Linked DNA regions of Mus musculus: regions 1 and 2 are each linked to region 3. A link is a contact called in ENCODE POLR2A ChIA-PET data. All regions are on one chromosome and are shown on one strand. Each heading gives the region's core, a stretch centred on a gene start or an enhancer-like site at or near the end of the contact. The rest is flanking DNA. Distances are from core to core; before and after follow the strand shown. Region 1 holds the start of Hexim1 (hexamethylene bis-acetamide inducible 1). Region 2 holds the start of Hexim2 (hexamethylene bis-acetamide inducible 2). Region 3 overlaps Nmt1 (N-myristoyltransferase 1).

Region 1 (4,020 bases), core at 767-3,266, 75 kb after region 3:
TATCTTTTTTGTCCTAACAAATGACTGCCAATTTGTAATAGTTTGCAATGAGCTGAAGCTTTTACTGGAAATAAAAACTTACTGAGGGAGTGTGGGAGAAAGGATTTTGTGTCTTGTTTTTAATTTTTTTTTTTTACATATCTGATTTTTTTTTTCTTTCCTGCATGTGTGTACAGCATATGTGCCTGCTGTCAATGGAGGATATCAGCTCCTCTGGATCTGCAGCTATAGACATTTGTGAGCCATCGTGTGAGTCCCAGGGAGCCAATCTCAGGCCCTCTGAAGAGCAGCCCGTTCACTAACTGCTGAGCTGGCTTTCCAGGTCTTGGCTTTTGTGTTTTTGACAGAAAAACCGTATTAGATGACGCAAGGAAGACCCGCTCTAGTTACAACTGCCTCTTCGTTGTCAGGTGACCTTGGATAAGTCACTTGATTTCTCCAAGGCGCAGAGCTTTCCTATAGCTAAAATGGCGGCTAACTCCTGCCCTACCTCGCTCACATGGCTGCGCTGGTCAAATAGTTTCATGTGTAGAATCTCACTCCATTATGGCTGGAATGTAAGGAAAAAGAAGAATGGCTCACTGGGTACTCAGGCAAAGGGAGAAGTGGCAATTACGCCAAGGGGATTAAAGGGAGTTTTTCGGGTCCTTCTAGTAGGGGAAAAGAATGTGAATCCCTTTTAAGGGGGAGTAGAACCCCCACTTCACCCCCAATGTACCCTACGGCCCTGGGTCAAGCACACCCATTTCAGGGAAGGCCTTCAGCTTTCCTTCTCGAAGCCTTCCCCCCAACACACACACACACCTCATCTCTGTGGATGACACCCCCTTTTTTCGGGAACGCATAGATTTTTGGGTTCCTCCCCAACACAGACTTCGCATCAATTGGCCCAATCTCTCCAGAGTATCCTGGCTAGGGAAAGGTTTGCGGTATCGGAAGCGAAGAGGCCAAGTCGACCCCGGGAGGCCATTTTCTTCGGCAGAAGCCGAGGTTCGGGGCGAGTCCTTCCTCCTCACCACGCGCTTCCCATCCGGGCTCAGGCGGAGAGCTCGGCCGCGGAGGACCACTTTGCTTTCACCTCTGGTGCGGAGATAGCTCTTGGCCTGGGTGGCTGCTCTCACCTAAGGGCCTCCAGGATAGCCTGAGGACCGACGTCACTCAGGACTCGAACCCGCCCTCTCAGTTCCTGAGGCCTAGTCTGAAGCTGATGCTCGGCAGGCCACCACACTGTCCCTTTAAGGCGGCACTTCTTAATTCATTTGTTTACTTCTTCATGCGCTTTTCGTCTTTTTAATAAATAGTTGTCCAAAATATCCTTCCGCTTATCTCTCTCCAAGAAACCCATCACCTACCTCAGAGACATTATTGTAATTTTAAGAATCCAATGTCAGTAATCACGACTAACAGCTCTCTTTATAGAATTTAATCCTCTTTTACACTTTAGGGACTACTTTTTAGGGACAGACCATTTTTGCATAAGTTGAAAACGGTTTATGGCCATCAGAACCTTTCCGCTGAGAACAGAATATGACAGTAGATTTTCAAACGCACCTTTTAATAAAAATATTCTGTATAAGCTCCCAAAGGTCATGGAATCTTCTTGTATTCCTGAAGCACAATGGTATGGTCCAGAACCCGCCCCATCTCCTCTGTAATTGGTCTTCCTTCCTCGGAGAGACGAATAACTCTTGCCCAATGACTGCTCACGTTTCTTCAGCGAGAGCTAAGCGATGGAAGAAGGCGGCCTGGGAGACGCCCCCTACGCATTCTATGATTGGCTACGTTGCACGGCGCGCGAGGACGGCGGGCCCGAAAGAAGGGAACTACGACTCCCGGCTGCCCCACACCTGGACTCCGTTACGCATGCGCATGGGCGGGGCTTACAAGCTTCTATATATAAGAGGCGCCGAGGGCTTGGAGACAGCAGTTGGAAGTTGGCAGGTGGAAAGTCAGGTTGGGAGGGGAAGCCGGAGGAGGAGGCGGAAGAAGAGCTGTCTGAAGGGGGAGGGAGGGAGGGAGGAAAAGAGGAGGAGGCGGAGGAGAACTGAGCGGAGCATCGAGCCAGAGGGGAGATGAGTTTGTCTGTCCTCGGCTAAGGCTCCGGCCCGGCCTGAGGAACTGGGAGCTCGGGTTGGAGCGACACCCGTGGAAGTGGGAGGTGGCGGCTCTGGGACTTTAACCCCTTGTGGGCTCTGCGGCAGGGGATTTAACCCTTTGTGGATTCGGCCCCTCCGAGGCAGCGTCATCGGGTAGTTTTAACCCTTTCGGGTTGGGTTTAACCCATTGGACTTAAACCTCCTCTCCTTGCGCACCAACTCCTCGTCTGTGGGAGCACTCGGCGGGGAGGCGTGAAGCCCACCCCTCTGCATATTTGCATACGGTGCCTGCTGCTGAACCCCCGGACCTGCTAGTTGGCCACGCTTGTGTGCGCTTAACCCTTTATTGACTGGACTCCAAGTTGCGATTGGAGTTTGCTGACAGGACGGACGGAAGGCGTCACTGCAGAAATTACTGACCGAAGAGGACTTTGTTGGACATATTTTGAAAAGAAAGAAAAACCTCTTTCCTTAAGCCAGAATTTCTCAAACTTCCAGAAGAGAACTCTACTAAGCCATGGCCGAGCCACTCTTGACAGAACATCAACACCAGCCTCAAACTAGCAACTGTACAGGTGCTGCTGTTGTCCATGAAGAGCATACCTCTGAGCGCCCCCCAAGCGCGGAGGAACGGGTGCCCAAGGAGGACAGTAGGTGGCAATCGAGAGCGTCCTTGCAGTCCGGTAGCCGTCCAGGGCAGGAGGGAGAAGGGGGCCTGAAGCACCAGCTGCCCCCATTGCAGACGAATGCCTGTCCAGAATTGAGCTCCCTGGAGAAGGGCGAGAAGGGCCAGAATGGGGAGGACTTATCCACTGGCGGTGCCTCCCCGTCGGCGGAGGGAGAGCCGATGTCAGAGTCCCTCGTGCAGCCAGGTCATGACTCGGAGGCCACCAAGCAGGAGGCTCCTGCCGCCGGAGGCGAGGAGCCATGGGGACAGCAACAGAGACAGCTGGGCAAGAAAAAACATCGGAGACGCCCCTCAAAGAAGAAGCGGCATTGGAAGCCCTACTACAAGCTGACTTGGGAGGAGAAGAAAAAGTTCGACGAGAAGCAGAGCCTGCGAGCTTCGCGGGTTCGAGCCGAGATGTTCGCCAAGGGCCAGCCAGTTGCGCCCTATAACACCACGCAGTTCCTCATGGATGACCACGATCAGGAGGAGCCTGATCTCAAAACCGGCCTTTACCCCAAGCGGGCAGCCGCCAAATCCGACGACACCAGCGATGAGGATTTTGTGGAAGAAGCTGGTGAGGAAGACGGAGGCAGCGATGGCATGGGAGGGGACGGCAGCGAGTTTCTGCAGCGGGACTTCTCGGAGACGTACGAGCGGTACCACGCCGAGAGCCTGCAGAACATGAGCAAGCAGGAGCTCATCAAAGAGTACCTGGAGCTGGAGAAGTGCCTCTCCCGCAAGGAGGACGAAAATAACCGGCTGCGGCTGGAAAGCAAGCGGCTGGGAGGCGTCGACGCGCGAGTGCGGGAGCTCGAGCTAGAGCTGGACCGGCTGCGCGCTGAGAACCTCCAGCTGCTGACCGAGAACGAACTGCACCGGCAGCAGGAGCGAGCGCCTCTTTCCAAGTTCGGCGACTAGACTGAAAACTTTTGGGGGGAGGGGGCAAAGGGGACTTTTTACAGTGCTGGAATGTAACATTATATACATGTGTATATAAGACAGCGGACCTTTTTATGACACATAATCAGAAGAGAAAATCGCCCCGGCTTTGGTTTGGTAAATTTAGCTATGATGTTGCTTGTGTGCTTTCTCCTGTTCTTTAATTATGTGAAACTGAAGGGTTGCTTTTCATGTTTTCCTCCTTAGATGTTGTTTCTTAATGTGCAAGTAATCTGACCAAGTTATAATGCATTTTTCTGTTTTAAAAAAAAAATCCCCTCCTTAAGCGGAGCTATAAGGTGGCCAAATCTGAGA
Region 2 (4,006 bases), core at 311-2,810, 92 kb after region 3:
GACATGGTGTAGGCTTACAAAAAAAAAAAAAAAAAAAATCACATCGGAATTAACTCCCTTTGCCCTTGTAGCACAGCCTCTTCGCCCCTAAGTTACGGCTCAGATTTCAAAATGCAAGCAGATGTTTTTGAAGTACCCGAAATGGGCCACTCCGTTTCTATTACTGGACTGTAGTGACTGAAATTATTTTCTTTCCCCCAACCCTTCAAAGGGCATAACCCCATCCCTTTGGCGTGAAATTTTGAAGTGGGGCGACACACTTCAGGAGTTTCCAAAAGCGGATGCTGACGTTCGAGGTCAGGCCATTGGGAGAGTCGGGGCTCGATGGGAGAAATCTTGAGGGCAAGAGAGCTCAGAAATTTCCAAGCGCTAAGCTCGAGCTTTCCACGTGCCCAGATCTAGTTGGTCCCAGGGGGAGTTGGTGGCTGTTATAGAAGTTAGAGGGTTGTTGCTTTTCGCAGCCCTGAGAAGTGGGATGGACACGGTGTATGGGGGTGGGGAGGCGGGTGCAATCCGGCCGGGCAACCTCGGAGCCTCCAGCTCACTAGCACTGCTCAGGGCATGCGGCCAGAGTTGCAACCTCGGCCCGTCCCTGCGAGCCAGGGTCTCCAACTGGCGTCGCGCCCACCTCGTCCTTCAGATGGGGGTCCGGCTACGCCGGGCCTGGCCGCCATACCCGGGATGAATGGGGGTGACGAGAGGCCTTGGGCAGACCTCGGCCTCAGGATCACGTCCCGGTGGAAGCACAGCAGAGGGGAAGCCGTCTTACTGGCCTCTCCTCTGCTGGGATCCCGGGAAATACGCGGTAATTACCCCAAAAGGCCGCTCTCAAAGGCGAGGCGGAGAGGCTGCCGGGACGGTTTGAGGACTGGGCTCGGCCGGGGAGACGCCAACCTTCACCCTTCCCAGCCCCCGACCCAACTCCCCGCCGTCTCCCGGCGCCGCCACTTCAGGCAGCCCACTCGGCCCGGCCTCTCCCCGCGCCCGGACCACCCCCCATGGGGTGCTCTCACTGCGCAGCGAGTCCCTCCGCTGCCTCCTCCCAGCCCAAAATGGCGGCGGCGGCGGCGGCCCCCGAGCTGCTCGTCGCCTTCCTCAAGGCTAGGGAATCCCTCCGCGCGCAAGCCCCGCCCCCGCGACCGGATCTCTATTTCTCCCTGGTAAAGCCTAACGCCATCAATGAACTCTTTAATTGAGCTCTGACAGGGCGGGTCCAGTTGTGCTTCCGCACAGCTAGTTGTTGACAAAAGTCGGGAGACTGGCAGACAAGCGACCCAATCAAAGAAGAGATCGGTGAGCGCGGGACGTTCACGCAAAGGCAAATAGGTTTTTTTTTTTTTTTTTTTTTTTTTTTTTTTTTTTTTTTTTTTTTTTGGCGTTCCTGGGCATGGTTGTTGACGTAATGGGAGCTTGAAAGTATCCTGGGCAGCTTTCCTAGGGTGGAAGAACTACAACCCCCAGCAGCCATTGCGCTGCCAGGCTGTCCTCTTCGCCCCTCCACCTCCCCCCCCCCCCATCTTAGGGCTTTAGCGGCTTGGCCAGAGCTGCTGCTACTGCAGCAAGAGATAGGGCAGAGGCGTTGAGACTCTCATGGACAGGCGGTCGCACAGAAAGACACACAGAGGTAGTGGTGTACACTAAGCCCTTGACAGCAAATAGGTCAGTCCCACCTTCGTTAAATCTCCCTGCCAGGACTTTTCCCTCCTCCAAGAACTCCATTTTTACTCCCATTGAATTTTTTTTCTTCTTCTTTCTGTCAGCTGCATGTAGTTTGAAGACTTCTTCCCTTTAGCTCCCCGTTCCTTGAGACAGGAGAGAAGCCGTCCAGGCCCTGTAGACAAAAAGACTTCAACCATAGGCTCTGACCAGGTCCCAACCTAGAGAGATTGAAGGTGGTCAAGATAGGGGCTTCCAGGAGCTACAGACCCACCCTCTCCACAGCATCCCCCAAGCAGTGTCCTTTCTGGGTGACAGAGCTCAGGCCTACCCTCCTAACTGCCAGCCTGTCTTTACTTATTAGGAGAGCAGAGGCCCAGGGCCTCTGCTCTCCCACTTGGTCCCTTGCTGGCTAGCAATGTGAAGACTAGAGTATGGAAACAGCCTTCCGAGTCTTCACTTGAAAGTGAAGGCCATGCAGGTCTGGGGCCACAAAATGGCTGCTGCTGCTGTGACAAAACAATTCCTGACCAACCAGCTTCTGCCTAAGGACTTAGGTTTCTGTTGTTGTTCAAAGCAGGTGACAGTAGTTAAAGACATCATCTGCTGCAAGAGTAGGAGAAGATGGCCACTGTGAACCATACCAACTGCAACACAGCGTCACCAGCTGCTCTGGAGGAGGCCAAGGTAAGTACCCACCCTCCCAGCCACCTGAAAGCCCTAAACGTGGGGTCAGATAGCTGAAATCCTAGGGCTTTTGTTGTTTTGTCTTGTTGGTTGGTTGGTAGATTTAGAAAACCAGTATTTTATTTTATTTTCGTTTGTTTGAGACCTTGAGGGGGGAGGTGGGGGGGGGTGTCTTTCTGTGTATCCCCAGCTGGCCTCGAACTTGCAACAACGTTCTTCTTCAGCCTTCCAAGGGCTAAAATTACAGCCTGCACCACCACACCCAGCTAGAAAGCCAGTGTTTTAAATGAGTCTGTACTGTGCTCTGGGAAGTAGGCCAGAATGTGATTCAATGATGGCTCATGAATTCCTAAAAGCCCTTCAAGGTAGATGTTATTTCCAGTGGACAGAAGCTGAGGTTGGAGAGCTGCACTACCTTTTCCAGAATCAGGCAGCCTGTGAGGAACAAAATTCCACCTTACATTTAGGGTCTTCTGATAACAGTACCTTGTCTCTCAATGACAAGTGACCTCAAGGACAAATAACTTGGTTAGAGATTTTGCACTTAAAAAAAAATTTATTTTTTCCGGGCTGAGAACCAAGAATGAGTCAAGACAAGAGATTTCGGTGTACAGGTTGACAGGCAGGGCAGGAAAACCTCAGAGGAGAGGGAGAAAGCGCCTAAGTCCTCAGTAAATGGCAACTTAGTATGTGGGCTGACAGCAGGAACCCACAGAGTCCCAGCCCATGCTGGCTCTCGGTGGCCCTTATCCATCACCACACTTCCAAAATAGCAGAGAGCCAAACATCAGAGAGTTGGTTTCTGTTGTTATTGTTGTTGTTGTTGTTGTTGTTGTTGATTTCACAATGCTAGGAATTGAACCCAGGGCCTTGCCAATGCTAGAAAAGTGCTTTATCATGGAGCTACACCCCAGGCCTTTGCTGTTATTGTTGTTTGCTGGGTTTTGTTTTTGTTTTTGTTTTTTTGACAGCGTTTCTCTGTGTAACAGCCCTGGCTGCCGTGAAACTCGATTTGTAGACCAGGCTGGCCTGTAACTCAGAGACATACTTGCCTTTGCTTCCTGAGTGCTGGCATTGTGTGTGTGTGTGTGTGTGTGTGTGTGTGTGACAGTGTTTAACTCAGAGAGGCTTTTAACCCATTTAAGCCTAGTCTGGGTTTCTTATGGCGTTTGTCAAGTAAGGCTACAAGAGAGGGTGAATGTCTCGTGCAGGTTACAGAGCAGAACTTATCTTTTATAGTGATAGTGGTGGAGGGTCAGAGCTTCAAAATGGAGACAATGAATAAGCAGAGGGACAGAGCTGGCTTGGTTTTAGGCCGGAGTCACTAGGGAACTAAGACTGGGAACAGGAAAATGACCGGAAACATACAATAAGCTATCCTTAGATCCCTGTACGTTGTGTCTGTAGGTGGGCAGCAGAGCCATCTTAGTTTGTTTAAACCACCAGTAAGACAAGGCCAATTCCTTATGATCTGATTGATGATCTTCCTGCTACAGGTGAAGGGACACTGCAAATATCTCACAGCGCGCAAGTACGCACACACACACACACACACACACACATGCACACCCCTGGAATCCCCTTAGGATCTCTGAAACACCTAATGAGGCAGTCGGCATGATGCTTCATGTGTGTAATCCCAGAACTCAGGAGACCGTGGCAG
Region 3 (4,255 bases), core at 1,586-4,085:
CAGAGAGACCCTGTTTTTGTTTTGTTTTAAAGACATTTCTAGTTGAGTGTGGTAGTTCATACTTATATAATCCTAGTATTCCAGTGGCTGAAGCAGGAGAATCGCCACAATCAGCTTGGGTGTCTGACACATGCCACCGTGTGTGTAGTTCAGAGGACAACAGTGTGGAGCTGCTCCTCCTCCTCCCTCCCACTGTCACCTGGATCTCCGGTTGAATTCAGTTTGCCAGGCTCGCACGCCAGGGACTTTTCCCTTGCTAAGCCATCTCAGCAGCTCTGAAGATGACATTTCCCAATGGCTTTTCTTCTGCCCTGAATCTGTCATTCTTCCAATTCATCCTATACTTGTTAGGTTACTTATTGATCACACACACACACACACACACACACACACACACACACACACACACACACGGTCTCTGTATGTAATGTAGCTAGCTATCCTGAATCTTCCTGCTTCTGCCTCCCAAGTGCTAAGAATAAAGTAAGGCACCCAGCCTTACTTAAGTTGATCAGTTTTGCTTTACAGTGTGATTAGTGGGCTGGCGGGAGAGCTCATGAGTTAACAGCACTTGCTCCTCCGCAGAGGACTTGGGTTCGGTTCCCAGCACCTGCATGTTGATTCAAACTACATATAACTCCAGTCCCAGGGAATCTGACACCCTCTTCTGACCTCCATAGGCACCAGGCACATAGGTGCACAGACACATGCAGATAAGACACTTCTCCATACAGAATAAATAAACCTTTAAACAGGTCTAGACTGGGCCTTTCTGCATGAGCACCCATCTCAGTTTCCGTAGCGGATGCTTCCTGCCTCCCAAGGACAGATTCCATCTCATTCTCTGCTTTGTGTTTTGGACCAAAAGGACCCAGCTAAACTTTGGTTTGCTGTAGTAAGTGTATGCTTCTGGTCTGTCTCTGGCTGGTATTTATGAGAGATTTCTGATTTAGTTTACTAAGTTCTGACATGCCCTGGAGTATTCAACCAAGACCTGGGCCTAAGTCTCCTGGGTTCCTGCAGTCTTGTCTTATCCTTCCAAGTAGTAGAGGGTTTCCAACCCGCTCGCAGGCGCATTCTCAAAGCCTCTGATCTTGGTAGCTTATGAGTAAGTTATTATAATTGCCTTGAATAGTACTAGACTCCTTGGTGTCTCTTCGGATTCAGTTGTCTCCCTTTTGGGGGATGTTGTCAGTAAGATCATGACGCCGCTGTGTGTTCTCATAGTTGTGGCTTAGTACCTCAGTAGAATGAATTATAAAATGAAAACATAAAGCCAGATGTGGCGGTGCATGTCTTCGGTCCTAGCACTTGGAAGGTAGAGGTGGGAGGATCTCTTTGAATTGTTGGCCAGCCTGGCCTACATAGAGCGACTGTCTCAAAACAAAACAAACTCTACTATCAAAACCGGAACAAGAGTATATCCAGTCTGTGGTCTTTCCACAGAAATGAGGCCCAGGGTGTGACAGTGCGAGTGGCCTCTCTTCTGAAGAGGCCCGGGAGGGTAGACAGGCTGGCCGACTTTCTTTGATGGTTTCATTGTCTAGTCCTGGCTAGTTTGGAATTCCCTCTGTAGACAGAGTATATTCCTGTGTACAATCGTGTTTAGTAAATGTCCCATTGGTAACTAACATGCATTGCTTTATTTATTTTATTTTATTTATATGAGTACACTGCCTCTGTCTTCAGACACACCAGAAGAGGCAACAGATCCCATTACAGGTGGTTGTGAGCAACCACTGAGCCATCTCTCCAGCCTATGCATTGCTTTTTATACCTGTTAATGTCCCATTGGGAACTAACATGAGTTGTTTTTTTGTACCTGTTCATTTGTGGGGTTTTATTTTTTTTAGATATATTTATTTATTATGTGTAAGTACACCATAGCTGTCTTCAAACACTCCAGAAGAGGGTGTCAGATCTTGTTGTTAAGGTTGGTTGTGAGCCACCATGTGGTTGCTGGGATTTGAACTCAGAACCTCTGGAAGAACAGTTGGTGCTCTTAACCACTGAGCCATCTCTCTAGCCCCCTTATTCGTGGTTTTGAGACATGGTCTTGTAGTGTAGTCCTGGCTGGCCTAGGACTCCCTCTGTAGACCAGGGCAGCCTTGAACTTGTGGCAGTAATTCTGCATTTGTTTCCCAAAGATGAGATAGCACACCTGGATGCATCATTTCTTTACTTTTTTTTTTTTTTTTTTTTTTTTGGTTTTTTGAGACAGGGTTTCTCTGTATAGCCCTGGCTGTCCTGGAAATCACTCTGTAGACCAGGCTGGCCTCGAACTCAGAAATCCGCCTGTCTCTTCCTCCCGAGTGCTGGGATTAAAGGGGTGCACCACCACACCCGGCTTATCTTTTGATTCTTTTTCCACAGAATTAAGTAAAAAATAGTAGTATGGTAACTCCTACCCAGGACCCTGATGGTTTGTTCTATAAACTGATATGAATGACACACGATAACTGTATTTCATATACCTTTTCAATGCTACACATAATTCTGAGACTGAAACAAATATCTCGGAGCTGAGACCTGAGTTGTAACGGGCTCTGCATGGGACTCTTTGTTGGTGAGTTACTGCGAGGCAGGTCTCTGACTCAGGAGTAACTGTGCCTCCTAGTCTTCGCTGTGGCCTTGGAGGATCCGAGCATCTGGTCTTAAGAGCTTTGCCTTTTCCATCTCTGAATGTCCCCAGCCCCACTGTGCGTTGTGCCGTCTGTGTCTCATTAATAGAGCTCTCATTAGGTGCATTTGTGTCCAGACTCGACAGCCATATGCTCATCTCAGATAGAGAACTGTCAGCCTTACGATGGCTCCCTGCCTTCAGCATCCCGAAGTCAGTCCCCTAAATGTTGGGGGAGTAAGGGGAGATAGAGCTGAAGAGCTGGTGGGATGTGTCTGCCAGATCCATCTCCACCCTCTTTTCCTGGAACACACCAGGGAAGCATTCTGCCCTGCGCTACAGCCTCAGCCCAAGAAATGGAAGTGTGTGATAACAAATCACTTTCTCTGTATATATGTACACTCACTACCACAGATAGCACTTGATCAATTGCTATAAGGTGGCATTAATACTCAGATAACCACAAAGGACTTTGAAACCCTGAGCTACTTTTTTTTTAAATAAAATAAAAAATTAAATTAAATTAAATTAAATAAAAAAAAAAAACCAGTGTCCTATACTGTAGCTCAGGCTAGCCTAGAACTCTTCTGGACTGGCCTGGGACTCGGGAGCCACCATGCCTTTTATTTATTTATTTATTTATTTATTTATTTATTTATTTATTTAAAGATAGTGTCTTGCAATGTTAGTCCTAGCTGGCCTGGGACTTGCTATGTAGACAAGGCTAACCTTGAACTGAACTCAGAGACCTGCCTGCTTTTTACCTCAGCCTCCTGCATGCTGAGATTAAAAATGTACACCACCATGTCCCTTTTACATTGTCCCCACCCCAGCCTCCCACGTGCTCTCACAGCAAGGCCGTGATCCCACGCTGGTCTCATTTGGACATTTTAACGTGGCTGGGAAGCTGTCTTGCCATGACTTACTGGGGGAAAAGCAGCCTAAGGCCATCCCTCCCTGCTTCCATGCACACAGAAGTGTCGTCCGTCTGTGGCAGGAGTAACCGCGGGAGACTGTTGTGTTTGAATGTCCCCGAGATTACTAGTTCTGGGTTTGCCGTCAGGGACCGCTCAGGCTTGCTACCTGATGTGTAATTCAGGCCCTTGACTTTCGTGACCGTTTTGGGCATGGGCTGCAGAAATGTCAAGCTATCCTCTTCTTCCTCGTGGTCTCTTTTCCTTCCATACTCTCTGCTGCTTTATGCCTAGTTGGACAATCTGAATAAAAGTAGTACCCTTGGAGAAGTGAGGACAGAAGATTCCCAAAAGACTGCTGCTGTCTTTTGGCTGTCCTTTTCGATCCAAGGCCCTGGGGACGTGGTAGTCCCAGCACAGTGTTGAGAGATACCGTGGTCTTCAGTGCAGCTAAAGCTCTAAAATAAGTCCATACCCCCTCACCTCCCAAAAAAGGTATTATCCAGCTCCCAGAAGGCTGAGGCAGGAGGATTGCTATAATTTTGAGGCCGGCCCAAGACACATACTAGGTACCAGGCCAGAAATCCTATCTTAGAAAAAAGAAGAAAGGACTGGGATTGTGGCCCAGGTGGTAGAATGCTTGCTTTGCAGGCAGGAAGCCCCATAGGTTTGCGCCCCATAAACCAGGTGGGCAGAGCGTCTGTAATCTCAGCAATCTTCG

The links. ChIA-PET counts read pairs that join two places held with the same protein, here RNA polymerase II (POLR2A).
Region 1: POLR2A ChIA-PET joins it to region 3 with 28 read pairs in embryonic stem cell. The contact joins the promoter of Hexim1 here to the enhancer-like site in region 3. POLR2A ChIA-PET finds 5 or more read pairs at or near these places in 4 of 5 experiments (Patski and embryonic stem cell).
Region 2: POLR2A ChIA-PET joins it to region 3 with 10 read pairs in embryonic stem cell. The contact joins the promoter of Hexim2 here to the enhancer-like site in region 3. POLR2A ChIA-PET finds 5 or more read pairs at or near these places in 4 of 5 experiments (Patski and embryonic stem cell).

Annotation. Positions count from the first base shown.
Region 1 is chr11:103,114,309-103,118,328 of GRCm38, forward strand. It overlaps Hexim1 (hexamethylene bis-acetamide inducible 1), which reads left to right and starts at 2,017. Exons shown (of 1, transcript NM_138753.2): 1 at 2,017-4,020. The coding sequence starts at 2,614. The coding sequence ends at 3,684.
Region 2 is chr11:103,131,799-103,135,804 of GRCm38, forward strand. It overlaps Hexim2 (hexamethylene bis-acetamide inducible 2), which reads left to right and starts at 1,561. Exons shown (of 3, transcript NM_027658.2): 1 at 1,561-1,659; 2 at 2,237-2,343. The coding sequence starts at 2,281.
Region 3 is chr11:103,038,502-103,042,756 of GRCm38, forward strand. All of the region lies in intron 1 of Nmt1 (N-myristoyltransferase 1), which reads left to right. Among named protein-coding and RNA genes, the nearest start is that of Gm42090, 7.0 kb to the right of the region's middle. Within about 2 kb of position 2,836, at least 1 of the 3 ENCODE cell types and tissues checked has a DNase peak (open chromatin) inside an H3K27ac peak, as active enhancers do.